Linked DNA regions of Homo sapiens: region 1 is linked to region 2. A link is an interaction called in ENCODE POLR2A ChIA-PET data of the cell type or tissue named here. Cell type or tissue: CD4-positive, alpha-beta T cell. All regions are shown on one strand. Links, peaks and the distances in the headings refer to the core of each region. The heading gives the core; the rest is flanking DNA. Region 1 overlaps IL7R (interleukin 7 receptor). Region 2 overlaps SPEF2 (sperm flagellar 2).

Region 1 (16,164 bases), core at 10,813-15,812, 230 kb before region 2:
TGGTTGAAGGCTGGGCTTTCATGGCGTGGTCTCACTTATTGGTTCAACCTATTAGGAGGAAAGGAAGTGCAAGGGAAAAAGGAAGTGCCTATTGCAAACTTCAGAGGCTTTCTGGAGCTTTAGCGTAAATTGGAGAGGAGGACTTTAAACCTGTTTTGGGGAATTCATCGTTTTGAACCCACTTTTAGGCTCCTTCGCCAGACAGGTGATGTCAGGTTTTTTTGACTGATTTCTCTCCTCTATTAACTGCTTCTTAGGTAACAAAAGCAGCTCTAATTTGATTGCACACACCTATAAACCGTTCACCTTGGAAAAGGGGTAAAAGTGTGGGAAAATAGATGAAAGGTGAAAGCTGTGCTTCTCATGCTTTAATGAGCACATAGATCACTTGTTAACCTGCCCATTGCTTTTTAGAAGTCTGGGTGTGGGACTGAACTTTTGCCTCTAACAAACTTATTTTTTTTAATTTTTTTTTTGAGATGGAGTGGAGTCTTGCTCTATCACTCAGGCTGGAGTGCAGTGGCACGATCTCCGCTCACTGCAAGCTGTGCTTCCCAGGTTCACGCCATTCTCCTGCCTCAGCCTCCCGAGTAGCTGGGACTACAGGTGCTAGCCACCACGCCCGGCTAATTTTTTTTTTTTTTTTTTTTTTGTATATTTAGTAGAGACGGGGTTTCACCCTGTTAGCCAGGATGGTCTCTATCTTATCTTCTGACCTCGTGATCTACCCGCCTCAGCCTCCCAAAGTGCTGGGATTACAGGCGTGAGCCACCACGCCCAGCCAACCTCTAGCAAACTTCTCTATGATGTTGATGCCTCTGGCTTCAGATAACACTTTTGAGTAGCGAGCGGTAAAGTGATACCTGCCTGTATATTTCCAGTGTGTTTTTCTTATTATTTGCCCACCTTTGGCTGACCATAATAGTTTGTGCTTTTTGATTGCTGGGCTATCCCTTTGTCTTTAAAGTCGGGAACTTATGAAAGAAATAGAAAAAAAAAAAGTACCTCCCAGGTATGTGTATATGTGTAGGAGAGAAATGAAAAATAACATTTGCAGTTGAAGAATTTCTCATAGTCTAGGATGGAGTCCTTCCAGCATCAAAGATTCGAATCTGTCAGCCCTCCAAGAGTAGATCCACCTCTTTAAGACCTACGTTGAGTAAGCTCATAGCAATTGATGCAAAAACTAGAATGTCAAGCCACTGATCAACTATAATGAGGATATACTTCTCACGTTTCCTGATAAGATCAAAGAACTTGATCTGGATTTGAGGATGTGAGAGAATGACAGCATAGTTCTCAGTTCAGGGATGCTTTTAATAGTTTATTCTCCATACGGAGGATATACGTACAGAGGATATAAGCAGTACAGAGGATATATTCATGGTATGTTAGAATAATGCTATGTGCTATAACAAATAAATATTTCAATTTATAAAAGCTCAAACACATTATATATTTATTTTTCATTCATAAAACAGTACCTCTGTGTAGTGGTTTTCAGTTTCAGGCTTTCTCCATCTTGTGATTCCGTTGTTTTCTAGGATGTTGTAGTCACTGAGTCCATGTGACTGTAGAGGAACAGGGAGTTGAGAATGCTGAAAAGCTTGCTGAAAAGCTTTGGCCTGGAAGTGACACAGGTCACTTATGCTTGAATTTCATTTGATGGTAGCTAGTCACATGATTACAGCTAACTGTGGAGGTCGGTGAAGGGGTGGCTAAGAAATAGTCCTTGCAGGAAAACTTCTTGCCAACGAAATTGTACTTCATGGAAAGAAAGTACTATTTTGGTCAACAACTAGCTATCTCTGCCACTTGAAGTAGTAGCCTTCATTGCCTATAGTGCATGCTTGGTGATCTCAGTAGCTCATGTGGCGTGAGATATTTGTCAGTTTGGAGGAGTGCAAAACTGAAGTCTCTCCATCCTCAGCCATGTTAGCAACCAAGTAAACAACTTATATAAAGTGACAACTCTCCAATCAGAAACCCTGTCACCTGGGCCTCAAGACTTTATTCAAGGCCTTGAAATTTATGCTACAACACAGAGGCACCTCGTCCTTTATTGCCTCTATAATATGGGTCCTAGGAATTTTTAATCTATGTCCACATAAAGCCTTTCTGGGGGGAGTTGAAGCTATGTCTTATTGAGAGGTGACAGCATGCTGGCAGTCCTCAGAGCCCTCGCTTGCTCTCCGCACCTCCCCTGCCTGGGCTCCCACTTTGGTGGCATTTCAGGAGCCCTTCAGCCCCTCCACTGCACTGTGGGAGCCCCTTTCTGGGCTGGCCAAGGCTGGAGCCCACTCCCTCAGCTTGCAGGGAGGTGTGGAGGGAGAGGCACGAGCGGGAACTGGGGCTGCCTGCGGCGCTTGCGGGCCAGCTGGAGTTCCGGGTGGGCGTGGGCTTGGTGGGCCCCGCACTCAGAGCAGCCAGCCAGCCCTGCTGGCCCCGGGCAGTGGGGGACTTAGCACCCGGGCCAGTGGCTGCGGAGGGTGTACTGAGTCCCCCAGCAGTGCCGGCCCACCAGCGCTGTGCTTGATTTCTCACCGAGCCTTAGCTGCCTTCCCGTGGGGCAGGGCTCGGGACCTGCAGCCCGCCATGCCTGAACCTCCCACCTACTTCATGGGCTCCTGTGCGGCCCGAGCCTCCCCAACGAGCACCACCCCCTGCTCCACGGCGCCCAGTCCCATCTACCACCCAAGGGCTGAGGAATGCGAGCGAACGGCGCGGGACTGGCAGGCAGCTCCACCTGCAACCCCAGTGCGGGATCCACTAGGTGAAGCCAGCTGGGCTCCTGAGTCTGGTGGGGATGTGGAGAGTCTTTATGTCTAGCTCAGGGATTGTAAATACACCAATCAGCACCCTGTGTTTAGCTCAAGGTTTGTGAGTGCACCAATCGACACTCTGTATCTAGCTGCTCTGGTGGGGCCTTGGAGAACCTTTATGTCTAGCTCAGGGATTGTAAATACACCAATCGGCACTCTGTATCTAGCTCAAGGTTTGTAAACACACCAATCAGCACCCTGTGTTTAGCTCAAGGTTTGTGAATGCACCAATTGACACTCTGTATCTAGCTGCTCTGGTGGGGCCTTGGAGAACCTGTGTGTGGAAACTCTGTATCTAACTAATCTGTTGGGGACGTGGAGAACCTTTGTATCTAGCTCAGGGATTGTAAACACACCAATCAGCGCCCTGACAAAACAGGCCACTGGGCTCTACCAATCAGCAGGATGTGGGTGGGGCCAGATAAGAGAATAAAAGCAGGCTGCCGGAGCCAGCATTGGTAACCCACTGGGGTCCCCTTCCACAACGTGGAAGCTTTGTTCTTTTGCTCTTTGCAATAAATCTTGCTACTGCTCACTCTTTGGGTGCACGCTGCTTTTATGAGCTGTAACACTCACCGCGAAAGTCTGCAGCTTCACTCCTGAGCCCAGCGAGACCACGAGGCCACCGGGAAGAATGAACAACTCCAGACGCGCTGCCTTAAGAGCTGTAACACTCACTGTGAAGGTCTGCAGCTTCACTCTTGAGCCAGTGAGACCACGAACCCGCCAGAAGGAAGAAACTCCAAACACATCTGAACATCAGAAGGGATAGACTCCAGACGTGCCACCTTAAGAGCTGTAACACTCACCGCAAGGGTCCGCGGCTTCATTTTTGAAGTCAGTGAGACCAAGAACCCACCAATTCCGGACACATTATTATACAAGTCAGGACGAAGTTATTTATTCACATGGTAAATAATAACATTTTTGTTGTAGAGGCAGACCTCTTCTTGGAAGAGAAATTATAGTTATGAGGTTCTTTGGTAACTGGAATTATAACAAGGGGTATGAAGACTAAATATTTAATGAAACTAGGCAGACAGTTTAATGCATTCATCTTGCCAGTGAGACCATAACACTCTTTTCCCGAAATTCCTAGAGGGGACTAATAAACATGTCCTCCCTGACCTTTCTTTTTCAGCATGTCATAGCTGAGTAACTACTTGTGGGAGGGACACTTTAGATTCATTGATTATACATGTTATTGAAATCAGTATGTTACCAGTGCAAGGTAGCCTAGTTACCCGTGGCGAATCCATAGGGGTATGTAGCAATTTCAGTTCTTGCCTCCTCAGAAGGTGGAACTCAACTGAGGGGCATAAGGCAAAAAGATACCAAGGCAATTGTCAGAGCAGGAGTGGAAGTTTATTTAGAAAGTCTTTAGAACAGGAAAGAAAGGAAAGTTCACTTGGAAGAGATCCAAGTGGGCACCTGAAGGTCAAGTACCGTGTTTAACCTTGATCCTAGGACTTTGCAGGCTGGCCTCTTTCCCATGATTCTTCCCTTAGGATGAGCTGCCCGCATAAACAGTGCCCTCCTTACCCTTGGGAGGTGAGCACGCATAGTGTGTTTAGGAGTTGTATGCATGCCCATCTGAGGCTTTCTTCCCTTTTCTGGTGGTGTGCCCCTGGAAGGTCATACTCCACCATTTTGTCTCTTACTGTGCATGCCCAGGAAGTTCCTTCTCCTTGGTTTCTGCATTCAATTAACACTTTAGAGCAACAGGTGTAGACCATCAGGAAATGGCCTCTCCCTGATGCCGGCTCTCAATTTATCACTTTCAAAAAGAAAATGTGATAATTGCCAAAACATCACCTGATGTTTCTACTGGGTGGGGGAGAGCCCTCTCCTGCCCCACTCCTGCTTGTCAAACTACCTGTAACAACTCAGGATCTGGCCTGTCTTGCCTGCCTGGGGGTGATGTTTATCTCCTTACAGTGCTTTTATATACCTCTTGCTATGGTTGGAATGTTTGTTTCCCCACAACACTTAATATGATGAACTCCTAACCTCCAAGGTGATAGTATTAAGAGGTGGGGCCTTTTAGCATGTGATTAGGTGATGAGGGCAGAGCTCTCATTAATAGGATTAGTACAGGTTGTAGGAACCTGTACTTCTTACTAGCTGGTTGTAAATTCAAGACTGCAATATAGAAACCCTGCCAGAGTTTCCACCTTGCCTGGCATGCTCTGCAGAATTTGGACTCAAAACTGCAACATTAGCTCTTACCTGAATTTCCAGCTGGCCAACTTGCTCTACGGATCTCAGACTTGCCAGCCGTCACAATCATGTGGCCAATTTGTTAAAATAAGTATCTCTCTCTCCCCACTGATACACACACACTATGGATTATACTTCTCTACAGAACACTGACTAATGCAGAAGAAGTATGGATAGCCTGCGGACCCCCAAAGTAAGAGGAAAGTTTCTAAAGTAAAAATAGTCTTGTTGAGTATTATTTCCTTTAACTTGTAAGAGTGTTGCTAACTCTGGGTGGTGAGTGCCAGGATTGAATTGCAGTACACTTAGCTGGGGCTGAAATAGAATAACAAGCTCAATCACTGTTTACAAAACTGGCTCATATTTCAAGGTCCTATTCAAAAGTTAAAGCCTTTACAAAGCTTTCCTCGACCTTTCAGCAAAATTGACTTGCTCTTTCATTTCTGTGCCTCTTTTGCTAAGTGTATATGCATCTTTATATCACAGTCCATTAGTCAGATGTGTAAGAAATACTACTTTATTTTCTCCGACATTCAAATTTTGCAGTCTTGTCCCATTCAAGCTTGCTGGCAGAAATGTAGGCTGTCTTTCTTGGGATTTCCACTTAAGCCTGTGCTGTTGTTCTTGGATATGAAGCAGAGCCAATGCAGAAGGAGTGGGAAGTGTGTAACCTGAGTTCACACAGGTCATCCTTCTTTTCAGAGTCCCTTAAGTCCACTGAATTTTGGGAACTTCTCTACCACACCTGGAAAACGGCAACTTTGAAAAGCTGCCAGTGGGATAGGTGAAGAGCTGTTTTGAGATATCTGTGGTCCATCTAAGTGAGAAATCCAATAGGCAGTTGGATGTTCATTCATTGAACCAATATATATATATTTATTGATCGAATATTAGGTGCTACCAGTGAGTACTTCTTTAAGTGCTGGGGATCTAGCCTTGAACATATAAATATAGCACACTTCTTCATGGAAGTTCAATCTAGCAGACATGATTCTGAAGTTTACATCTGGAAACTTGGAAACAATGGAAAATGTTGACGTTAAAAAGCCAATTAACAGAACAATAGAAGCAAAGAAACAAGAGAGATCAAATGACTGATGAAGCAAGGTTCTGGAGGAAGAGAGACGGATAGAGATAGAGTTAAGGGCATTGAATGGTTGGTTTGGTCTTCTACAGATGAAGGGTTAGCTTGTTCTTAGACTAGGGGAATAGCAGGCAGGAATTTATCCAGTTTTGAGTTTGCAGATGGAGATAGGAAATGAGAGCAAAAACATGAGTTATGGTCTACATTTTTTCAAAGTATAGGCAAACTTATTTTCTGGGAATGAGAAAGGCCAAGGTTCAATGGAAGACTTAGAGTAAAAGGTGAGTGTATTTGACAATGGTTATCGAGGGCATTGGAAAAGAATGCTGTCAAGCACAAATAAAGGAAAACAAATTTATATGGGCCCCGTTTGGCAGCATTATGTGATTTTTCACTAAGACAGTTTAGCAGATAAAGTGCAGAAGCAGAGATGTGACTTGTAGGAACATGTTGTATCATCTTGTTCCATAGCATTTGTCACTGCAATTTGTATAATAAGAAGGCCTTGATAAACTGTGATGAAATTTATTAATTACTTAAAATACTGAAGGATAAGAAATCTTGAAATATACTGTTGTACTATCCACATCACAAGGGAGAAATCAGATTATGACTCTAGAATAGAAAATCTTGCTATCAAGGTTATTATAGTCTAGATTTTACAGAAAAAATGAGAATAATAATTCTAAGTAAGAGTTATATTAATACATAATTTATACTTTTATTTTGTATAATAATATATACATACATATATGTATGTATACATATGTATACTCCCATATATATGTATATATGTATGTATACATATGTATGCATACATGTATACTCCCATATATGTATGTATACATATGAATGTATATATGTATACATATGTATGTATATATATGCATGTATACATATATACACATCTATATACTACCCCCCTCAAAAAAAAAGAAGACAAAAGAAATAAGAGGAAGTTTCCTGCTTTCATGCATCCACCACCATCCCATTCTTTTCCCCAATAACCACTGAAAACATTTTGGAGCACTGCCTTCCAAACTTTTTTCTAAGCATATTCTCATTCTAATATTCCCTCTTTTTCTCTCTAATTAAAAAAAAAAAAAACCCTCGTTCTGATGATAGACATTCTTGTTTTCTTCTCCAACATTCTCAGTTTCTTCCTTCTTTGTCACCCCTATTTTGACCAGGTACCCATCTCATTCTCAGTTCTGGAAAAGGTGAGCCATTTCCAAGCCAATAAGTTCATGGCATTTTCCTAGTGACTGTTATTGGCCCAAAGATATGCATATGATTTCAACTGGATCAATCATATAAAAGGGAAAACCTTCCATTTCACACTGAAGAGAACAGTATTTTTTTAATGTTAACAATTTCAGTAAGAAATGATTATAATTTTGCTATTAGATTAACAGATCCATGTATATTGAAGTCCTCGCATGACCCAAATACTTTTTCTTCCCTAAAGTTTCTCAATACACATATAGACAAAACTTATTTCACAAAGTAATGGAAAGCATGTGGCTGTAGTCTTGCTGCAATATGGATGAGATAGGAAGAGCTTCCTCAAATAGGGAGGTGACATTTGTGTCTTTCTGTAAATGTAACCTAAGCTGTCCTCATGTATGACTGTAAGATATTGCATTAATGGCTTGACTCTTCACTCTTTCTCCTATCCACCTATTTTACCATGTGATTTTAAGTTTCTACCCAAGGGGAAATATATTTCTTCACTCCTTGATTCTGGGTTTGGTCATGTGATCTTCTTTGCCAATAAAATGAAGTGGAATTGATGGGTAGGCCAGCCTTGCATTTTTCTGCTTGCCCTCTTATGCCCCTGCTGTAAAAAGAGGCAGCTGGGTTAGCCTGCTTGTCTCTGGAGAAAGACGGGAAACTTATGGAACAGAGGCATTCCCAGCTGAACCCAGCTAACTTTCCTTCAGTTTCAGATCCCTGAGTCATCCTAGCTGTTAGTAATATCATAGAATCACCCAGCAGAGCCCAATCTAGATCATTCAACACAATTTGTGAGAATAAATGTTGCTTAAAGCCGCTGAGTTTTGGCATGATTTGTTGTTGAGCATCAATGTAGCAATAGCTGATAGATACACCGCACATTTCGGATTTTTCATGGAAATGATAGGGGGAAGGAGTAAGAGAAAGATGGAGACTTTTGGAGAGTTTTATCTTGCTAGAAGCTTTTGACAAAATAACATAGACATTTTTCTTTATCAGCATATGTAGCACTACCGTGCTAGTTTTACAATGCTGGTAATTTCTTTACTAAATTTTAAAAAGTCACAACCAAAAGAAAAGATAAAAAGAAACTGGAAAAACATAGTAACATTATGACAAGCAAAGTTCTGTTATCCTTAACACCCGAAGTGTTATAATTCAGCAAGCAAAAGATGAAGAGTCTAAGAAGGAAATTTTTTTTTACATTAAAAGAATTTTTTAATGGCTTTGTTAGTATTCCATAATATGAATATACTATAATTTATTTAGATTTAGAATTCTTAGTTACAAGAAATAATATATAGATATTTTATACATAGAATTTCTAGGTATACACATTAAAATTTTTGTTATATATTTCCAAATTGTCCTAATTTACATTCCTATTAACAGTATATGATAAAGCCCATTTTCCTATGCCCTTCTCAGCACTGAAATTTAGTGATCTTTATAATTTTCACAATTTAATGGGCAAAGCATTTATCTCATTCATTTTATCAGCATTGTTTATTCAGAATGAGATTACGCACATTTTCCTATTTTTAAAGTTTGTTTTATTTCTCCTGTGAGCCTTCTGTTAATGTGCTGTGTTCATTTCCTTCTTGGGCTCTTCATCTTTTGCTTGCTGACTTGTAAGACTCTGGGGTCTTATAAGGATAACAGAAGTTTGCTTGTCATAGTGTTACTGTCTTTCTCCAGTCTATTTTTATCTTTCTTTTGGTTGTGACTTTTTAAAATTTAGTAAAGAAATTACCAGCATTCTAAATTTTATCTAGTCAAACATATCAATCTTTTCCTTTTATGGCTTTTAGGTTTTACGTTTTATCTAGAAACGCTTTTTGCATCCAAAAAATATGAAATGATTGATCCATGTATTCTAGCATTTGTTTTTATTTTAAAAATTATTTATATCTTTGAGTTATGTGGAATTTATTTTGAAATAAGAAGTCAGTTACCTTTCTTCATTTGCAAATGGCTAGTGTGTTATTCCAATCTTATTTGCTAAATAATCCACTTTAACCCTACTGATTAGAAATGGATGAATTTTTTGTAATTACATAGATCTGGACTTGCAGATTCTCTGTTTTATACCATTGATAGTTCTGTGAATTCCTGCTGAATCAAATTTTAAAACCACGTGAATGGTTAGTTGCTTCACAATTCTTTTCTTCTCTGGAATTGTGCAGGCTATTCTCCAACATTTATTTCTCTGCAAGATATTTAGAATAATAGTGTATGCACAGAAGAGCATCTGGAAGCCTAAATGTCACTTATTAAATGTGACTATTCCTGAAGAGTGTGATTAGAAAGTGACATCTTCAACTTGATACATTACATGTCTATCTTTTTTTAATTTGAGGACACAACCAAATAATAGTTTAGTTGTAAAGATTCCATAAGAATTAAAAAAAATAAACATGAGAATATTGTAAGCGGAGACCTTAATAAAGTATCTGTGTCTTGTAGTGTGTTTTCTACTTGATTCTCTTGTGTTTTCCATATATACAATAATTTTATCTGCCAATAATGACGATTTAATTTTCTCCTATTCAATATTTATGCTTTTTACTGTGTTTTCTTGTTTAATTGAATTTCTTAGAATTTCTAAAACCATGTTAAATGAAGTGACAATAGAATTTCTTTTGTCTTATCCTTCAATATAATGGAGTACTTTTAAAATTTCACCACTGAGCATGACCCTAGCTTATCTGCTCTTATTTTATTAAAATTTTTTATTTGAGAAAATAAAGCTTTAAGCATCATTCAGTTCTACACTGGCAACTTCACACTTGAACTTCACACTGTGAAATTCATGAAAGTTTATAATTATGTAGCAAACAGGTTTATCAGTCTGACACTATAGCATTTACTGAAGCTCTAATTAAATTAATGCTTTCTTAGGCTCTAAAAGTAATATTTCAGTCTATCAGTGGATAAGCTTAATAATAAAATGTTTTCTGATTATTCTGCATAGTTTTTGTGTCATGACTAGTGCAGTTCATACTTTGCAGGAACTAATTTATCATAAAAAGAGGGTCCTTTTCAGTCTCTGTAAGTTTTCCACCTCTTCTTGATGAAAAATCTTTACTTAGGGTAAAGGCAAATTGGTTCTAACAATTTACCATTGAGAGGCCCTCCAGATGAACTCAAGTGTTTCAGCACAATTCAGTATGTAAGCCTTATTTTTCAATCCTCAGGGGCTTTGCATATTGTTTGCTTCACTACTTTTACCTGAGTCTTGAGGAGCATGAATGTGTTCCTTGGACCTCATAGGTTTTGTGCATCACACTTTCTTTGTCTGAACAGCTGTGTCATTGCAAGCTACACACAAATGCCCACACAAATGCCACAAGCCATTAAAATTCAGAAATTAGGGTAGAATTTCATATGAATCTAAAATTAAATAACTGAAAAAACACAATTAAATATCTGTATTTATTAGATAAATGAAGTTTTGGAAAATTTTCTTTTCACTTCACCCCACCCTATTGTTTCCCCACTTCTGTGGTTACAGTGGTTAAGAGTACAGCTGCAAAGACAACTGTGTATGGGGAATGCAACCGACTTCTCACACATGGCTGCCCAGATGTGCTGCTCTCTCAGGGATGTGGTGCTTGCTTCTGTCTGAACAACCTGGCTTGGCATTCTTTTATCTTTAACAGTGATGAGGAAAGAAGTTGACCAACACAACATCATTTCCTAAATGTTTATTCATTCTTTGATTCATTCATTCATGTTTATGAGGGAATGCCTACTAAATTTTAGGTACTGTGTTTAGCAAGAGATGTAAGCCCCAGTAAGTCATAGTTCTCTGTGCCAGAATGCTTACAAGCCCCCAGAAGAGTCAGACAAATCAAGTAATTACAGATCAGTGTGGTGACAGTAGAAATAAGTGAAGTGCTATTAGGAATGCACCCATGAGTCATATCCTGGCCTGTAAGAGGATGTATTCCCAGAAGAGGCAATGCCTGAGGCTAGTCTTGAGGGACTGGTATGAACTACCCAGACAATGGGGGTAGCAAGTGTAAAGGCTGGCAATTGAGACCACAGGCTGAGAGTGGTGGCAAAAGGTGAAGAAAAAAGGTAGGCTGAAAAATCCCTGTCCCTGACAAAGTGTCCCACATCCTAATAATGAAAACATATAAATATGTTACTTCAATGGCCAAAGGGACTTTGTAGATGTGATTATATTAAGATCTCCAGATGGAGAGATTAGCCTTGATTATGCAGGTGGACCCAGTGTAATCACAAGGAATCTTATAAGGCAAGAGGGTCAATATGAGAGAAGGCACTGTCATGATAGAAACAGGGGATGAAATAGTCCACTTCAAAGATAGAGGAAGGGGCTAGGGTTGTGGGATAGGGAATACAGGTGGCCTCTGGTGGATGAAAAAAGCTGGAAAACGGATTCTCCCTGCAGTCTTCAGAAGTATCACAGCCCTGTTGACACCTGGATTTTTGCCCCAGAAGACTGATTTTGGACTTCTGATGCCTGATCTGCAGGAGAATAAATAAATTTGTATTGTTTTAAGCCACTAAGTTTGTGATAATTTATTACAGGAGCCACAAGAAAGTAATACACTAGATCATCAAGAGCCTTCCATGCTGTGTTAGTTCGTTCTTGCATTACTATAAATAAATGCCTGGGACTGGATAATTTATAAAGAAAAGAGGCTTAGTTGGATCATGGTTCTGCAGGGCTTACAGGAAGCATGGTGCTAAGATCTGCTTGGCTTCTGAGGAGGCCTCAGGAAACTTACAATCATGGTGGAATGCAAAGGGGGAGCAGGCACATCACATGGTGAAAGCAGGAGCAAGGGTGGGAGGAGGTGCCACACACTTTTAAAACAACCAGGTCTTGTGAGATCTCACTCACTCTTGAGAGGACAGCACCAAGGGGATGGTGCTCTCACCAGGGTCCACCTCCAATACTGGGGATTATATTTTATCATGAGATTTGGATGGGGACAAGAATCCAAGCTATGTCACGTGCCATGCTGGAAAGCCACTAAGGGATTTTAGTTAGGGAGGTAGCTTGATCAGATTTCCTCTTTAGAAAGATACTCGCAGTGGGGGTGGGGGATAGGTCATATGACAGCCAGACTAGGGCAGGGTCAGATGGACTTTTGTGACTGCTGTACACACTTAGGGGACACCACAACCAGGTCAAAGGTGAGTCTGAGACTAAGACCAAGTGGTTCTTTGTGCCATCTTTCTCTGTCAGAATAGCTCTTCCTTTTCTTCCTCCCTTCCATCTACCAGTACTTACTAAATATTTGTTTTATTCCAAGAATAATATAGGAAGTGGAACTTGCATGGAACTTGAATTTTAGAATCAGAGAGAGGCAATAAGAACAATCATCAAAAATAAATTATTAATAATTAGTAATGAATTAGTGATTAATAATTGGTAGTTAATATTGAGGAAGGAGTTTTGGAGGAAATAAACAGGGAGGCATGATAGAGACTATCAGGAGGAGGGTCTTGTTTTCATTAGAATGACCACTTCTGTGGAGGTTACGTAGAAGCTAGGACCTGGATAATAAGAAGGAGCCAGCCACACAAAGATCCAGAGAAACCACGTTTCAGATGGAGAGAGCGGCAAGAGCAAAGGCCTTGGGACAGGCAGGCTGGCTGATTCCATATTATAAGATGTTGTGGAGGTGGAGGAAAAGGATAAAAGCCCTTCACTCAAGCTCTAGCTTATCTAACTCTCAGCCAATCAGTAAGAAGACACCCAGAAAGCTATTAACTGCAAGCTTCTCTTTCCAGGGCCTAGGGATTTCCCTGGAGCCCCACAAGTTCTACTATCTATGTTCTTGTTGGAATGAAACAGATATTCAGATATTTAGTAACTAGTAAGTACTGGTAGATGGAAGGGTGGCAGAAAAGAAGGAAGAGCTTTTCTGACAAGGAGATAAAGGTGGCACAAAGACCAACTTGGCCTTAGCCTCAGGCTCACCTTGGACCTGATGTGGCATCCCCTAAGCGGGCATAGAGGTCACAAAAGTCCATCTGTCCTGGCTCTAGTCTAGCTGTCATATGACCTATTCTCTTCCTTCACCAGGGGGATCATTCTAAAGAGGAAATTTGATCCAACTACTTCCCATGCTTGAAGAGGCAGAGAAGTCTAGAGGCTGAAAGAAGCTTCCTGGACAACACATAGAGACCCAGTTAATAGACAGGATGTGGATCATCCACATTCAAAGGAACATGATGGGCCCTGACACATTAGCAGTAGACACAACACGGGATACCATCCACAGACAAGACAGGAAGGCTAGAGCTCAGGGGAGTCCAAAGAAGTCACATGGCCCCAGATTCCTTCTCCCAGTACCATGTGCATTCATTTTCTAGGGCTGTCATAGCAAAGCACCACAGACTGAGTGGCTTAAACAAGAGATTTATTGTCTCACCGTTCTGGAGCCTAGAAGTTTGAGATCAAGGTGCCAGCAGGGTTGATTCCTTTTGAGAGCTGTGGGGGAGAATCTGTCCCATGCCTCTTTCTTAGCTACTGATGATTTTCTATCAATCTTTGATACTTATTATCTTTTAAAAATATCACCCCTGATCTCTGCCTTCATTTTTCACATGATGTTTTCCCTATGTGCATGTCTGTCTCTAAATTTTCCTTTTTTTTTTTATAAGAACACCAGTCATACTGGATTATGCTGCACCCTAATGACATTTTAAATTGATTACCTATTTAAAGAAACTATCTCCAAATAAAGTCACATTCTGAGCTATTGCATGTTAAGAATTCAACATATGAATTTTGGGGGGACACAACTCAATTCATAGCACCGTGTATCTAAAACTCTCAGGAGAATGGGAGGAGAAGAAATCTGAATTTGACTAAAGATTTAATAAGAGACTGAACTAAAAACGGCATGACTGAGTTAGCTTGTGTGTCAAACAGGCTTTAATGTGGCCCCTGCGATCGCCAACTCCTGAAAATCTTGTCTTTATATAATCCCCTCCTCTTGAGTATGGATGGGACTTCTGACTTGCTTCTAACCAAAAGAATATGGCAAGATGATGGAATGTCACGCCTGTGGTCATATCACATATATAAGACACCATTTTGCTGGTAGACTCACTCTCCCTTGCTGGCTTTGAAGAAGCAAGCTTTTGTTGAAAGAGAGCTTATGGGCCAGGCACGGTGGCTCACGCCTGTAATCCCCGCACTTTGGGAGGCCAAGGCGGGTGGATCACCTGAGGTCAGGAGTTTGAGACCAGCCTGGCCAACATGGCGAAACCCCATCTCCATTACAAAAAATACAAAAATTAGCTGGGCATGGTGGTGTGCACCTGTAATTCCAGGTACTTGGGAGACTGAGGCAGGGCATCTCCTGAACCTGGAAGGCAGAGGTTGCAGTGAGCTGAGATGGTGCCACTGCATTCCAGCAGCCTGGGCAACAGAGCAAGACTCTGTCAAAACAAACAAACAAACAAACAAACAAAAACACAAAAGCTTATGAAGAGGGTCATATGACAGGAGGCTGTGGGTGAACTTTAGGAGCCGAGAGTGAGAGCTATCAGGAAGCTGGAGCACTCAGTTTTACAAGCACAAGAAAATAAATTCTACTATAACCTAAGTAAGTTTGGAAACGGACCCATTGCCAATGGAGCCTCTGGAAGAGAAGCAAGCCTGGGCCAACATTTTGATTGCAGCCTTGCTGAGGACTCAGCTAAGCCATGCCCAGACTTCTGACCCGCAGAGGTTGTGAGATAGGAAATGTGTGGTGTTTTAAGCTGTTAGAAAAAGAAAGAAGGAAGAAGAGGAAGAACAAGAACAAGAAAAAGTAGGAAGGGGGAGGGGAAAGGGAAAGAGGAGGAAGAAGAGAGGAGGAAGAGGCCAAGAAGGGGGAGGAGTCAAGAGAACAGAAGCTATTATCTTCCTTTCTTTCCAAGTTCCCCTCACCACAAGCTTATGATAGGGTGTGTGTGGCTTTAGTTAGAATATAAGACTGCATCTTAAAACTAGATGAATTAAGCTTTGGTCACTTAAAGGAATCTACTTCAGAAAGGGATTTTCAGTGGAGCATCTTTGGAGATAAGTAATTAAAGAAATGCCAGAATTATTTTATATTTATATCCTACTGAATTAAGATTCCTTCCTAAAACCTGATACACACATGCACAGAAAATATATATTTCACATCACATTCCTGATTAAAATCCTGCCAAGCCCCTCTATTTTCTGCAAAATAGATGACAACTTCTTAGGCTGGCATGCCAAATGCTTAATCATTGGCCCCCACCAATTCTGCCAAGCCTAATTTCCAGCCACTACTCTGCAGACTGCAGGGACTAGGTATATCAAGTGAAATAGGTGTCCATGCAGGGCTTCCACTGAACCACCTGTTGAGTGAAGCAACACTCTCTGTTCTCTCTGTTAAATACATTGACACATTGAGACTTAACCACTAGTAGGCTGTCTTCTAGTGCAGTGGTTCTCAAACTTTTTGGGACCAGGGACTGGTTTTGTGGAAGACAATTTTTTCCATGGACTCATGGGGAGGTGAGTTTTCAGGAGCTGAAGAGATGTGTGGTCCATTCTGGGAATCCGTCTAACCACAGTTTCCAGAGAAAACAGGCATGCCACAAAGTGTTCTTCTATACCATTTAATTAAATATGAGATGGTTATTACATACATTGTACGCTTATATACTAAGCAGCTCTGCGAAATGTTTGTAATGCATGTGGATAGTACACGGTTAAATCAGAGATCTTCACTGTAGTGAACAATGGATATTTTAAAGAATAGTCCCAACAATAAACCACAGAGCTGACAAAAA
Region 2 (16,164 bases), core at 6,300-11,299:
TCCATTAATAAAATCAATCTATTTTTTTTTACTAGAACTCACATATACATAAAGTTTGGGACAAAAATAATCTATTAAATAATTAAAAGATTGGATATTTTGATTTTCAGAGTTGTAAAAGGGCCGAGACACAATGATACCATAGTAGCAAAGAGCACAGCTAGCAGCCCAGATGTGAGTTTCTGTATACCATTCTCAACTACAGTGCACCACAGTACCCTAGATAAAGCATTTATTCTCATTCTGAGGAAGGAATAGCATAATATGGGCCTGAGGAATCTCTTTTTTTTTTTTTCAGAAGGCAAGGAATTGTTGATTAAAGACTAATGGTGTCTAGTTGAAAGGAAGCAGCTTAAAAGTTCTCTCACTGCCTGAGGATATTTACCTAGAATAACCAATACCAATGCCTACTCTAGTAAACTTAGTGAACTTTTAAAGAAAAAAAAAGTATCTAAAAAAAAAGTAATGACTCAAGGAACTGAAAGTTAGACTATCACCATTCTTTTTGGCAGCACACTTCATACTTGAAGAAAACAGAGTGACATATTTAAGATATTCAAGGAAACAAAGTGTGAACTAACCATTTTATATACAGCCAAACTTACAATCAAGTATAAAAGGCACACACTGTTATAAGAACTCAGGGAATATGGTTTCCATGAGCCCTTCATGAGAAACCTATTGGAGAAAGAGCTTCAGACAATCAAAATGACTAGAGAGACATGGACATAAGGGTTGGTGGTGAGCATTAAGTACTTAGCTACTTGTAGAACCAAGATTAAAAGAAGACAGTATAGTACTATGTAGCAGCTACATGCCCTGTTGATGGAGTTATACAAAAATAAAAATGGGCAGATAACAGGTTGATCATACAAAAGAAAATCTTATTAGATGATTGGCAACAAAATATAGCTTTGTTTACCACGACTTGGTAGAAAGAAACAAAAGTAACCTTAGAAAGATTTCTAAGGAAGATGGTATTTACCGCTTCTCGATCAAGAGCATCCTGGAAATCTTTAAGTCGTCTTTCCTCATGTTGTTTTTCTCTGAAAATTCTGTTTTGCCATAAAACTTCCTTTTCATGCCGAACATGCATGAGCTGCACGGCAATCCTGCGCTCCTGCTGGGACTGCCGCATCAGCCGGTTAATCAGCTGTTCCTCCCGATAAGCCTCCTGAAAACACCAGGGGAATTATTTGTTAAAGTGACGTCCAAATTTCCCGCTGAGCTACGAAGCCTATACAGAAACAATATACAAAAGGCATAATGTTCATCTAAATCAGTTTCTGTCATTTGACTTAATTTGAACATGGCAAAAAAAATCATGTTATGAAATGAGGATTTCCAACAAAAGTTGGTGTTTAGAAACATTATGGCTTTGCAACTCACAATTACTTTAAACAAATTATTACTTCATTCAAAACATTATTAGAAATAAATTAGGTGATTTTTTTTCAAGGTTTTAAAAACAAGCAAATAGCTAATGGATACTAGGCTTAATATCTGGGTGATGAAATAATCTGTACCACAAACTCCTGTAACACGAGTTTACCTATATAACAAACCTGCACATGTACCCCGAACTTAAAATAAAAGTTAAAAAAAAAATAAGTGCTATAACTCTAAACTTAAAAGCATGTTTTCAGAAGGTTGGGATTATGCTGTACGCATTTTAACATAACTACTAGTTATAAAACAAATCAGGCATTGTCAGCTGAAGACTGCAGATCTGATTAGTTCCCCGTGAGGATATCACAATACCAACGTGAGGAAAAGCTATTAATACAAACTGACAGAATGTGAAGCCTGGAGAAGAGGCTGGGGGAAATGACCTACTGCTTATCTTATCTGAGTGATCATAATCTGAAAGAAAAACTAGATAGATGTATTCTTGGCTGTTTGAGGAGAATAGAAAGGTGACCAGTAAATGAACAGTGGAAAAAAAACATTAAACTGGGAATCAGAGGACCTGGTCATCATAATAGGCTGGGTGGCCTTGGGCAATTAACTCAGTTTCTCGGGCCTATTTCTCATTAGGTAAAATTATGGGTTTAGGTGGAAGATAATATCCAAGTCCCCATCAAGCTCTCTCACTCTTTCGAAACAGAGACATCATGTGGAAAGAGGAGGTATCTATAGTACTCAATGGGGAAGACATAGAAAAATATCTAGAGACCAGAACTTACTCTGGTCTACAACCACTATTTAATTTTCCAAAGATGCCCAAGCAGCTCTATAGAGGAATAGGGCACTGCAGGAAAGACCTGACAGCTAAGTATTCAAGGGTCTTCTAGTTAAGAAGTGAGGGAAGGGCCTGGCGTTCAAATGCCAGTTCCAAAGAAATGGCATAGAAAAGATTCTTAGAAGGCAGAGGTAACTGACTTGGGGCAAACCTTAATTGGCCAAGACACTAGCCATATGACCACAAAACCAGGTGGGAGCCAAACTGTGTTCCCAGTTTGAATACACTTAAATGCCTATGAAGTACTTTAACAAGCCCAAAACTAAACTCACTAACTCCCCTTCAGACCTGGTCCTCTCCCCATATTTCCCCATCTCAGTTGATGATCCTACAATAATCCACTCTGTGATCTAAGACATTAGGGCCATCCTAAGTTCACTCCTCTCTCATCACTCCTAATACTCAATTGTTCAAGAAGTAGTCTAGTAAACCTCCTAGGTATGTTTTTAAACCACCCCCCCGATTCCATTCCATACCCAGTGACACCACCCCTATCTTGAACAACATCAGCCCCTCCCTACCAATCCTTTTCTTACCATCCCTACTCTCAAAACCTATCCCCTAAAAAGTCAAATTGATTTTTATAACTTTAAATCTCATCATTTAGTTCACATAATTCCACGTATTTATCAATCAGTAGGCAAGATATCAACTTGAGCACAGGTCTCTGGCTGTCTCTTCACCAGCCAAACTAAAACAGGAATACCTAAATTCCAGGGAGAAACTGGAACAACTTGAAAGCTAGGGAAGATATTTTGAGGCATTTCTGATGGATTAAGTGCAAATGGCACCAGAAGAAAACATTCAGGGCTGATGTGGGATTTATGTCATGCTTGTGAAAAGCAGCAAGTAATTGAAGGAAGTAGAATTCCTAGCCCTGACATATACCATTTTTCCTCTGGAGGAGAGGAGAATGGATGGAAAAACCAGCCATTGTACACATAAGAATTTCCCATTCCACCACTGTGGACCAGGATCTCTTGTGTCAGTTGCACAGGAGCCTGGGCTCACTACATTCCATAGGAAGGAGGTGGTAGGAATGGAGGGAATGCAGCATATGCTTCAGGCCTGGTTCTAGGAATAGCAGCTCACCCACACACAGAAAAGCAGCAGCACAAGATGAGGTTCCTGTGATGGAAATATATAGAGCCCTGGCTCTTTTTTAGGCCCCTTAGGTTGCTGGATTTCCAAACTGGTAAATATACCTCCAACTCTAGTTTTGAAAAGTCAGTGTTAATAGCATCCTAGTGGAAAGTGAGGAAATCTAGAAAGAATTCATTTATTCCATTTTCCAGGCAAACGCCAGACCTAGATTACAAGCAGAAAATTAGTGAGAAAAAACCTTGCAGCCAACACACAAGTACTTTGGAACATACATAGAAATGTGTTCAAAATTTCATTGCTAGGTAATGAAACTTGAAATGGGTAGGTATTTTAAAACTAACTTTTCAACTATCTAGTTTTCATAATTTGAAATTCTTCTAATTAAAAGGGAGATAACCAAACTGATTGAATAAAGATAAAATTTGAAGAAATCAGAATATGAAGAAATAACTTTCTAGCACAAAGAGATGTGCAGAGCTATTTTTCTGAACTTTCACTAAGAAAGAAGTGGAATCCATGAATAAATTTCACTTCTTCATATTTATATGAAGGCTTTATTTCCTTTCAGCGAACAAGCAGACCAGACGTGGGTAGGTGAATAAAAGCATCTTCAAATGGTCTTTGTAGACATGCAGATTTGTCCTATTTACATTCCCAACTGAAATCACTGCCCACCCCAAGTTTGTTCCTCTTACCATCTTCCATATCTCAGCAAATTACACCTCCAGCCATCCAGGTGCACAACCTAGAAATCCAATTTTTCATCCCACTTTTTCACTTTCCCTTGTTTAATGAATCAATAAGTCTTATTGATTTTACCTCCAAAATAGCTCTTAAAGCTACTTCTCTCAATCCCTATTGCCACTACACTACATTTAAACTGGGATAATCTCTTACCTGAATTACAGCAACAACAGACTTGGATTGCCCTTCTGTAATCTATTCTCCAAACTAAAGCCAGAGTGATCTTTCCACAGGCAAGTCTGACCTGGTCACTCTTATTCTGCTTTGCATTCAAACAGGAAATCACAAAATCTCCTATTTCTTTCTGTGTATCTTACAAGGCTCATCATAATTTGGCCTCTGGTGACTCCTGCCAGATGGCATGACTTTCAGTTAGCTAAAAACACTGAGCTTTCCATGTGATATTCCCTTGTCTGGAAACACTCACCTTCCACCACCTTTCCTGGAAACTGCCCCTAACCCTGACCCCACCACGACCATCCCACCTTCAATTAGCTAACTCCTGACTCTTTATCCATGCTTCTGCTATTGTCCTCCAGACACTGTCTCCTGAAGCAAGCCAGGTGGACTTCTCTAAGTGTCATTCACCCTAATCCCTCTTTCACCTTCACAGAACTTTCACACTCCAATGTACTTGCTGTTTGTAGATGCTCCTATAAACAGAAAGCTCTGGGAGACAGGTGTCTTGTTATTCTTGCTCTCTGTCATATCTCTGGGCCTATCACAAGTACTCAAAGCATAGAAGTTCAATAAATATGTGTTCAATGTAAGAAATGATCAGTGATTCTCAAGCTGCAGTGGCGTCAGGATCACCTAGACAGCCTGTTAGCACGGATCACTGGGCCCCACCCCCAGAGTTTCAGGTCTGGTCTGGGGTGGGGCCCAATAATCTGTATTCCTAAAAGTCCCAAGCAATGCTGGTGCTGTTCGTCCAGGAACCATGCTTAAAGAACCACTGGAATAGACTGGCGAACAAAAGGAGAGGATGAACAACTTTTCCACATTGTTTTCATTAAACCATTCCCTTTTTCCTCTAAAAGTAACAATAGAGTACACATGGCAGATACAGATTTTAGGTTCCTTTTAATGTATTTTTTATTAAGGTAAAATATACATAACATAAAATTTACCATTTTTAAAGTATACATTTGTCTTAATTACATTCACAATGTTGTACAACTATCACCAGATTTTAGATTCTTTAGTAAATAGCTACTTTTCTTCCTAGTATATTTGCTATTATGATGAGGATGTGAAAGTGACATTTGATGCAGAGTAGCAGACAATACATATATAAACTACATATTATGTGTATAGAAGACTACATTTTGTAGAATTCCCAGCACTATTACTTAACCTTCATCTAAATATCTTACCTCTTGTGCTTCGTGGGCTATTAACTGGTCCATTAACAATTTCCGCCGTCTTTTCTCCCTTTGCTCTCGTGCAAAAGCATCTTCTTCAAGGCGCTTCTGGATTTTTTTAATGTACTCGTCATCTGAGTAAGTATTTAACAAATCGGTGGTTGTCTGGCCTGCTGTATCTAAAGAAGTCTTGGATGCACTAAGAATAATAGTTTTTATTTTAGATTTTTAAATAATAATGTGATCCCATGCCACTATCTGTGACTATGGAGAAAGACCTCAGGAGAAGGATCCCTTGAGTTCACTGTTAATTTATTAATACAAGCATTGAAGAAAATATTTGAAATCAGTGTGATACCAATAGCTTATCAACAGATCCCATTTGCTTCACCCCATTTCTAAATTCTCTGTGAGGTCCTTATCATAGCCTTCTTTCAAGGCCCATCAGCTTTTTATTCTTTCACCTTTTTTTTTTTTTTGAGATAAAGTTTTGCTCTTGTTGCCCAGGCTGGAGTGCAATGGCGCATCTTGGCTCACTGCAACCTCCGCCTCCTGGGTTCAAGTGATTCTCCTGCCTCAGCCTCCTGAGTAGCTGGGATTACAGGCATGTGCCACCACGCCAGGCTAATTTTGTATTTTTAGTAGAGACAGGGTTTCACCATGTTGGGCAGGCTTGTCTCGAACTCCTGACCTCAGGTGATCTGCCCACCTTGGCCTTCCAAAGTGCTGAGGATTACAGGCATGAGCCACTGTGCCCAGCCTGTTATTTTACTTTTTTTTTTTTTTTTTTTTGAGACAGAGTCTCACTCTGTCACCCAGGCTGGAGTGCAGTGGTGCGATCTCGGCTTACTGCAACCTCCGCCTGCTGGGTTCAAGCAATTCTCCTGCCTCAGCCTCCCGAGTAGCTGGGACTACAGGCACACGCCACCACGCCCGGCTAATTTTTTGTATTTTTAGTAGAGACAGGGGTTTCACCATGCTGGTCAGGCTGGTCTCGAACTCCTGACCTCATAATCTGCCTGCCTCGGCCTCCCAAAGTGCTGGGATTACAGGCGTGAGTCACTGCGCCCGGCCTTACTTTTTATGATTTTCATTCTAACCGGAAATTCTGGATTTCTTTTCCTCTTCTTCCTGCTGGCTCTGGGCCTCTGACCTCCCCTGTTTTGAGTCAACAATAGGCAGACTATTGATAACCCAAGTGTCAGGGAAGGCACAGCTCGCAACAGCAGACCAGGCACATTAATGCCAGGTCACTAGAATACTTCTATGTACAGATGGTTCCATCTACTACACTCTTCCATCATCTATGAAAGTGCAAGTTACTCTATCAACTCTCAGATCAATTTTTGACTGCTTAGAACAGTCGCTGAACACTTATTGAAAACACAGCAGTTGAAATTTGGCTTGCTTGCCATGCCACACATGTAAGCACAGGTCTGACTGGCTTCTTGCTCATGCCCTAGAGATTCAAGTGAGAAGACTCAACTCAGAGCTCTTGTCCTATCTCATGTCCAAAACGTAAAGGATCAGGAAGAACCCAGTGGTCTTCCCAACAGAAAGTTAAGCACATTCAATTTAGTGAGTCAAATGGGGGCTTGGTACAGAATTCATAGATTCATTCCAAATTTATCATTAAAAGATACATTTTTATGTATACAAAGATCAAATAATCATCAATTCTCATCTGCATCCTCTTCAAAAAGTAAACAGAATAATACAATAGTACAAGATATACCATAATGTTACTTGCCTAGAAATAATGAATTTTTATATTATGTATAATCATTGCTTTTGTTACAAGTAATTAATATATTTGGTTTACAATATTACTTATAATCTTATTATTCAAAAAATAAGGATATATTATTAAAGTGTGTAGAGACTTGTCATCAATTCTTATATAGACACAAGTACTCTGATAAAAACATAGTTAACTCATGTTTAATTTTTATGATGTAATACCTGCATATTTATAATATAGACCATATTGTAGTATAGGTCATAATTTGGAGGTTTGCGCCTCCCAGCTGATCTCCTAGTGAATAAGAGAAGTATCCTATTTTTCTTCTGCCTGCACCTGTGCCTAGCATGCCCAGCAAATAGTTGATGTCTGCTAAATTTCAAATAATGTGCTAAAAAACACCATACATACATAAAAATCAAACTAAAGTTCCAATCATTTTATCAGCCGGGGCTCAACCTTTGATTGTATTCTGTCACTGAGAAGAGTTGAGCACAAATTATGTAGGTACCAAGCACTCAGTAAGGCCAAAGACAGAGTTTAACCCTATCTATTTATTAAGATTTAGTATTTAATTGTGTAGCGTAACACTTTTAGATCTTTCATCAAAAATCTTATTATATTTGTACTTAAGTGTGTTGTGTAAAAGCTCCTGCCCTGGATTGAGCGTGGGTTAATAGCTCTCTCAACACAATATTTATGCTGTCAATAATATACTTAACAAATTGCTTCTCCTTTATCAATTAGTCAACCCATCCATCTGTTGTCTTATTCCAATAAAGGTGAAAAAAAACTACACATTATGTACTTGAATAAATATTCATTTTACTAGATGTAGGTTTCTTGAGGGCAGTGATTATATTTTCTTTTTATCTGTTTGCTTGCCAGACCTTCATCTAATGTAATAATTGTATGTGTATAATCTATTAGTAGCAGAAACCTTGGTCAAATTTGTGTTTCTTAAGAAGTAGTTGCTGGGAAAAGCCTCTGACAAATATATTAACCCAAATACCAAATTACAGCAGCCAATAACCCCAGCTAAAGAAACAAATAGCAGACAGGATTTATTATTCATCTAAAAAATGAAAAAATGGAGGAACCTTGTTACACGGGGAAAAACCAGCCATGAGGGCTCTTGCATTGCTGGCATGAGACATTATTTCATTCTTCCACAAAAGAAAAACGATGGACTTTGAGGTGGCATCCAGAGAAACTGTTCAGGAGCAGGCTATGAAAAAGGCAGCTGCAGAAAGTGCTCCTGAGGTTCAAGTTGGGAGACTGTATTGCCTTCTGGAGTCAAGTTAGTGTGAAGTTTTTCAATGTGCCCAGAACATTCTTGATTCTAAGCTAAGATTCAGCATGAACTAAAAAAAGTAGTGATTAATGAAATGGCTTAAGAAGGGTGCTATATTGTAACCATAGCCTCTGTTTTCTTGAAAAGTTTGCTCTAGGCCAGCACTTCCCAACGTTTTTCTTTTTAAGGCCAAAAGAGAAAACGAACTTTGTGCAACACACTGGAAAGGATTTAGATTCTCAGATGAAGCTGTTCACAGCCACAGGTAACTGGCCCAGGGACTTCAGCTGCCCCAGGCCTTCTCCTCCTGCTGTAAGTGAGGGTGTCAATATCTCAGATGCCCTCTGCTGGAAATCTTTGGCAGGACCAAGTGAAGGCTTCTGTGAAGAAGGGACCTGACACTACTATTTCCCTCCCTTTTCTCTCAAAATAGAACCCCAATTTTATGCAGGGAAACAGTGTGTCCAGTTAAAGACTACGTTTCCCAGCTTCCCACTCTGTCAGGTGTGGCCATGTGACTGAATGCTCTCCAATAAGATATAAGCAGAAATGTTATATGGGACTTCTGGGAAGGCTTTTGAAAGAAGCTATTTCAGATAGGAGATATCTACTTTTTTGTCTGTCTTCCTTCCTGATATCTGGAACATGGGCCAAGTGGCCGGAGTCCCAGCAACCATCTTGTATCATGAATGTAACCTTGAGGATGAAAACCACACAACAGGACAGTGAGGCAAAAGAAAGGAGAAGCCTCAGTCCTTGATAACCCTGGAGCTACAGCATACACTATGGGCTGCTTACCTTCTGATTTCTATTACATGAGAGACAAGCAGATTTCCCTCTAATTTCATTCACTGTTGTTTTGGGGTTTCTGAAACTAACTGATAGAGACCTAGGGTCTGGTTGGGTTGGCAAAGGCAATAGGGAGCAGGTAAATGTTTGCAGCTGTAATGTACAGGGATGATCTTTAAGACATTTAATAACTGACATGGCAAGGACACTAACCAATAGACATGGATACTGGTGCAGGGCCTGGGAGACAGTGCTGTGCTTCATCTTAACTATGGTTGCTAAACTGTGTGGAAATTGAGGGGTCCCAGGAAAGGGGCAGGCCAGGGAGCTACAGAAAGTAGCATTCACCAAGTAGCAAAGTATTCAGTAGTTTAAGATGGTCTTTCTGGTGGACACCAACTGTTTATCACCACAGAGCCTATGGTTAGAGAGATGGGTGAAAGAATGAGAAGAAATTGGTATTTTCATGGGCCAAGGTCAGGGTAGGTGTGTGCTAGGGTTCAAGTGGTGGCTGCATGGATGAGGAGACTTGGATTATGTTGTTTTTACAGGTCAGGATCAACACTGATAAATGGGAGTGGGAATCAGAATAGGGCATCAGGAGTTTCTGCAGAGGGTAGGAGGAAAGGCAATGTACATGAGTATTCTCCATTTTGCTTAATTTTCTTTCTTACACCTGACTTCATCATTTCTTCCTTATGGCTCTGATTTTCCTTGTTCCTCCTCATTTGACTGTCTCTCCCTTCCGTCAGGAAATTTTAATATGAAACTGAAGTATGTAATTTTTTTCTGCTTTTCTTTAGAATTAGTACCTTCTTTAACAGAGATTTATCTCATATTTCGTAAGATGTAAATGCATAGAGTTTGGATCATTTCCATTTAAAAATATAAAAAAACCCAAGTTGTTCCTACATATGTCATCCCTAATGAATTATTTTCTGTGAATCAATGACCTCTCATAGAAAACAAAGTGTGAAGGAGCTTTATCTTTAGGTAGATGAAGCCAGTTAATGAGGAACTTTGTTCAATGGACCCACCAAAGTGACTGTCTTAGTGACATTTGTTTAATGAACTCATTCACTCAACTTCTTACTGCTGGTCTCTATGCTAACTGCTGAGGATACAGCATGATATAAACCAAACTAGAATCTAATAAAGGATTTACTGTGACAAATTTAAATTAGTGGTACCTTGAAACAATTTTAGTGAATGTTTAAAAAATATGTGTGAACTTAGAAGAATAAACATAGCACAGAAAAATAAATCAACTTTACATTTCGTAATAGTCTCTTTCTCTCAGATATTTATAACAGTTGCTAACAATCTGAACTTTAGCTCATTTATCTTCCCTAATTACTCTCTGAATCAAGATTCTTTGGAGTGAAAAGATCCTGGAATAGCTCTTCCAGATAAACTATTTCTAAATATTCAAAAGCTATGTGTAGAACAGAATGCGGTTTTGTAATTCTTAAAATAGCTCACATCTCACCTTTCTTTTGCTTGGAGATCCTTTTTTATTAATGCTTCGAACTTCTTAATTTCATCAGCCACATCCTTTAAAGAAAATTCATCATCAGTTCTCTGCCTCTAAAAACCATTGAAAAATCTTCATTTACACATTCATTCAAGTTTATAAAGTGACAAGTACTACTAATTCAAGGTAATTAGGATATGAAAAGCTGCATTCTAAAAATTTTTTTTATAATTTTGATTTGTTGCTTTTAGACTGGGCTAACTATACCTAAAAGAATGTGAAAATTGCCTCCCCTGAATCATTCACTTCATGATTTTGACAGGGCACCAAAGGGCATTTCATTAGAATAAAGATTATCAAAGAGTCAGGACATACATTTTTGGATACAAATATTTCCTTTTCTTTTTTCTTTCTTTTTTTTTTTTTTGAGATGGAGTCTCACTCTGTCGCCCAGGCTGGAATGCAGTGGCGCGATCTCGGCTCAAGGCATCCTCCACCTCCCGGGTTCAAGTGATTCTTCTGCCTCAGCCTTCTGAGTAGCTGGGATCACAGGCATGCGCCACCACAACCGGCTAACTTTTGTATTTTTAATACAGACAGGGTTTCGCCAGGTTGACAAGGGTGGCCTCAAACTCCTGACCTCAGGTGATCCTCCCGCCTCGGCCTTCCAAAGTCAAATATTTCTTTAAAAATGGTTGTCCTGGGTGTTTTAAACATTCCTCATGCAACTTTATTTACACTATTAATTAGTTATCTGAAGTTTAACTTTAGGTCATCTTTGTGTTTTACAAACACTTTTTAAAAAACTTTAATCAGGCCAGATGCAGTGGCTCACACCTGTAATCCCAGCACTCTGGGAGGTCAAGGCCAGTGGTTTGCTTGAGCCCAGGAGTTCGAGAGCAGCCTTGCGGACCTGTAGTCCCAGTTACTCAGGAGGCTGAAGCAGGAGGATCACTTGAGCCTTGGAGGTTAAGGCTGCAATGATCCATGATTTTACCACTGCACTCCAGCCTGGGCAACAGAGTAAGACTGTGTCAAAAAAGAAAAAAAACAAACAAAAAAAAACAAAAAAAAAACTTTAATCAACTCAGGGACATATGAAAGGTAGATAGTGAAATGGAGTCAGATAAAAGCCTCTGTAGGTGGTAATTTTAGAATCCAAGTACAGAATATTTTGTTAGTATTTAAAAAACAAAAAAAAAGTGAATTAATGTAAAATTCAATGGATTTAGGAATCAGAGAGATCTGTCAATCTCTGCTTTACTACCACTGGGTAAAACATGTCAACTCTCTGGGTCTCAGTTTCCTCATCTACGAAATGGGAAAAATAATACCCTACTTAGAGAGTTATTTACAAATTAAAGATAATGTGAAGTGCCCAATCCACAGCTTGACATACAGCACATGTTCAATAAATGGTAGCTATTAATCATCTTTATAGGTCACATGAGAGAATATAAACAATCATTGTAGCAGTATGCAGTGTGAATTGCAGGAATTTGTATCAAACTGAACTGTAACATTGCTCTCCTGTGAAATATAATGAGATTGCCTCTTACTGAAATGATTGACAGTTGGTGTGGTCCAGTAAAATGTCACTGGTACAGGTATCTTAAATTTAAATATACTGATAGCAACAAGTCACTTAACATTCCTGGGATTCATAGAAAAATAGTGTGGCATGATGAGGAGGAATCGAGTAAAAGCATATAGTAGGAATGGCATACATATGCTATGTGTACCTTGACTGGCCCCTGCTGTACCCATGGCAGTTATGACCTGCTATGGTTTGGATGATTGTCCCTGAAAACCGCATGTGAAATTTGATCCCAGTGTTGAAGGTGGAACCTAACGGGAGGTGTCCGGGTCATGGCGGTGGATCATGCATGAATAGACTGATGACCTCCCTGGGGGTAAGTGAGTTCTTACTCTGTTAGTTCCCATGAGAGCCGGTTGTTAAAAAGAGACTGACACCTTCTCTCTCACTCTCTTTTTCCCTCATGAATAGATTGATTCCCTCCCTAGAGGTGGGTTCTGACTCTATCAATTCCCATGAGAGCTGGTTGTTAAAAAGAACCTGGCACCTTCTCTCTCTCTCTCTCCCTCCCTACACCCTCTCTCTCACTTTCTCTCCCCCCATGTAATGTCTGCACATTATGGCTCCACTTCCCCTCCCCCTTCTCCTTACTAAGGCCCTCACCAGATACCCAGTCTTGAATCTTCCAACCTTCAGAAACATAAGTGACATAAACCTCTTTTTCTTTAAAAATTACCCAGCCTCAGGTATTCTTTTATAGCAACACAATGGATAAGACATGACCCATTACAACAGCACCCATTCTGACCTACTTTGTTATTGACCACAGAATCTTTTTCAACACAGGAGTCCAGACTGCCATTTAATAGGAGTTTGCCATTGCTGGCCTAAAGCTACATTCTTCGTTCTGAACAAATAACAATATAAAATAAGTTGAATATGCATATAGTGGAAGAATTCTGAATGAGAAAGGACAAGGTCAGAGATAATTTGGAAAGCAAATGTGAAGTTTTGGAAAGTCTCTCTATATGTTCCAGAGACAGACTATTCTTTAGTTAAGATAAACACAGCACAATATTAAAGGATTATCACTTACTTCTGCCTCTTTTTTCTTTTTCATCATTTTTTGGGCCTCGAGTGCTTTCAAAGTACGATTTGATGCAGGTTTAGGAATCTGTATAATAGCTGCTTGGATTTTGGCCATTATTTCATTTTGTCGTCTTCTGTTTAAGTATTGCTGAATATCCCATATACATTAGTTTAGTGATTCAGAATAACAGAATAGGCAATATAATACACTCATAGGTACAAATATATAAAATTTATCTATTGAAAATTTCAGAACCCAGCAATTAGCCAAGAGACTAGGTGTCACAACTGTGTAATATTAAGAAGGAGGTGTTAATATGACTTACTGTGAAAAGCATGATATTAAAACACAATTCTGGAATCTGCAAATCATATCTATTAAATGTCTGTATTTTAATTCTGTGTGCTGATACTAAAAGGACAACAAAGATGTCCCAAATATAAATAAGTGTATAATTCTTTCCCAATCCTACTGCCATGACCTTACCAAGGATGGGAAGAAAAAAATTCTATCTCTGAAGATGGTTCAATGAGAAAATTCTATCTAGGAGATAGTTTCTAGGAGGGCTCCTGCGAAACCCAATAAAAATCACAAACTTCCCCAAAACCCAGTCACACTTAAACAATGAGTTCAGGGGCAACCTCAAAATTGAATTAACAATAAATTATGTGATACAATTATTGGATCATCTCTTCTGTATGTAGGCAGTAGTTATTTTAAGAAGACTATAAGCAGGAGAATGTATTTGAAAAGAAAAAGTGACTGAAAAATCAGATAAAGTATTTTAAAAGTAAATGATTTAAGAGGTAATATGTGAAACTAATCATGACTTTACTACTAATACATTATATTAGAACTAATATGATCATTAGCTCTCATGTCCAAAGATAAAAAATTTCAATTTACCCTTAAAAAGGCATACATTATAGACAATTTTCTTCATTTTCCAAAATATGAATATTTATTTAATTGCAATATGTTTATCTTTTTTTCTTAAGAAGACCAGGAAGACACAGAGTCTTCCTTTTGCCTTATTTGTTCCCTATGATCATTTTGAACATAATTTATTTCAGAATATTTAATGGTATCATATTTCCTTTTTCTCAACATTCTTGGAGACTGTCTGCATTAGGCTTGGCACTAATAGACAGGCTGGTTCCACATAAATTACAGTCACAGCAATTGGTCTCAACTTAAACACTACTTTAAGAGTGCTTTCTCTCTTTATCATGTAACACCAAAGGGGAATATAATCCTTTATTTACCCTCTGGCAAGTCATATAATTACATGACTGCTTTACATTTTATTATATATAAACTCTACTCCAGTTAGTCCACTCTTCTTGAAGCTACAAAAACGTTCAATTCTGAACTCTGAGGCAGGTAGAAGTAAGCATCCCCGTTTTTACAGTTGGGGAAATTGAAGCTGAGAGTTATTTAGAGGCTGGCTCAATGTTAACCAGCTTCCAAGTGATCTTCCAGTTTGTCTGTCATCTTCCCATTCTTCCCTACAAAGAGCTGACTACATTCAGAATATAATTTCTTATCATTGCAAATAAATCCATGAATTTAAAAAGTGATTTTACAGTGCAATGGGAAGAACTACATAATTCTTTTGCCTGTAGTTTACACATTCCATATACCCAGTCACCTGAAATACTCTTAAAAATCTTTAATGATTTCATGTACCATTATTCTCTCACCCACAAAGGCACAGAAGATCATTAAAGAGTTTTAAAGAAATCTGAGAAGGAGCAGAGAGTTAGTCAAAGCAAGAAGCAAGGGCCAGAAAGAAGTTGAGAGTTGTTCAAGGTGATTGAAAAGGTAAGCAAGCAAAGAATTACCTCACATCTCCAAGAACAGAGAAATGGGGCAGGACCGAAGGTTGCAAAAGAGGAGAAAGCGAGAGGACATTGTCTGATCTATCTCCCTCAGTGGTGACAATGGTCATGTGCCTTTGACCAATGGGGTAGCTAATAGCAACCCTCCATCACTAAAGCAGCTGAAACATTGATTTCTACCAGTGAAGGTAATGCAGTTGTCTTGCCACTCCAGAAGATGGCAGTTCTTGTTCTCAGCCACAAGTAGAGGTGAGAGTCAGCAAGAGTCAGGATGGAGAAAAGGAGCAGGGGAGAGAGAGAAAGGGTGAGAGTAGGGCAGGACAAAGTCATGCATCAGGGAAGTGCAACTTGTGCTCCACTACTACTTATGCAATGTGTACTATACGCATAAATCACAAACTGTATACTATGCACTAATGAATTTCTGAAAAAATAGTTCTATAGAACCTTTTCAATATCAAAACATCTTTGCTCTTCCTTGAGTTTTTGAAATCTTTCAAGTTTCTCAAAATGCAAATGGGCAAGATCTTCTTTCACGTGTTTATATTTTTCTTGAAACCTGTATGTAATCCGCATCAGATTGAAATCAGTTTGACGTGGTATCATGTGTCTAAGTCTCTAAATGAAAAAAGCATTTCAAAAGATTTTATTAGAGAATAAAGAGTACATTTTCATTATAAGCACAAATAAAATTTGTCTTCAAAATGAAATTCTTTAAATTACTATTGTTGATAGTTAAGCTAAATTCAAACCCCATTCCAATTACTCATATTCTTAATTGATGTAAGCACAATTATAAAAACATTATCCTTTGTGGTTCTTCTTACAAAATAGCCTCATATATACTTTTATAGTTAAACTTTTTACACTGAGTTAAATTTTCAATAAATGGTATTTATATTCTTGGAAATAAATTTTATTTATTTTTTTTGCAAAAATAATTT

The links. ChIA-PET counts read pairs that join two places held together with the same protein. Peaks named below come from ENCODE experiments on the same cell type or tissue, not always from the same donor. Only the 100,000 strongest peaks of a DNase experiment are listed, where the experiment ranks them.
Region 1: POLR2A ChIA-PET joins it to region 2 with 32 read pairs; 8 of 35 experiments call an interaction of 5 or more read pairs at or near these places.

The regions. Positions count from the first base shown.
Region 1 is chr5:35,879,414-35,895,577 of GRCh38, reverse strand. IL7R (interleukin 7 receptor) reads right to left here. Exons shown (of 8, transcript NM_002185.5): 8 at 15,975-16,164. Among named protein-coding and RNA genes, the nearest start is that of IL7R, 31 kb to the right of the region's middle. In CD4-positive, alpha-beta T cell, for the core only: no CTCF peak of the experiment used is centred there; DNase peaks (open chromatin) are centred at 10,927, 11,287, 13,707, 15,737 and 1 weaker place.
Region 2 is chr5:35,644,029-35,660,192 of GRCh38, reverse strand. SPEF2 (sperm flagellar 2) reads right to left here. Exons shown (of 37, transcript NM_024867.4): 4 at 15,668-15,838; 5 at 13,386-13,526; 6 at 10,768-10,832; 7 at 5,467-5,653; 8 at 986-1,174. Among named protein-coding and RNA genes, the nearest start is that of SPEF2, 34 kb to the right of the region's middle. RefSeq lists a silencer at 6,492-6,786. In CD4-positive, alpha-beta T cell, for the core only: a CTCF peak has its summit at 8,837 (motif pointing left); a DNase peak (open chromatin) is centred at 8,812.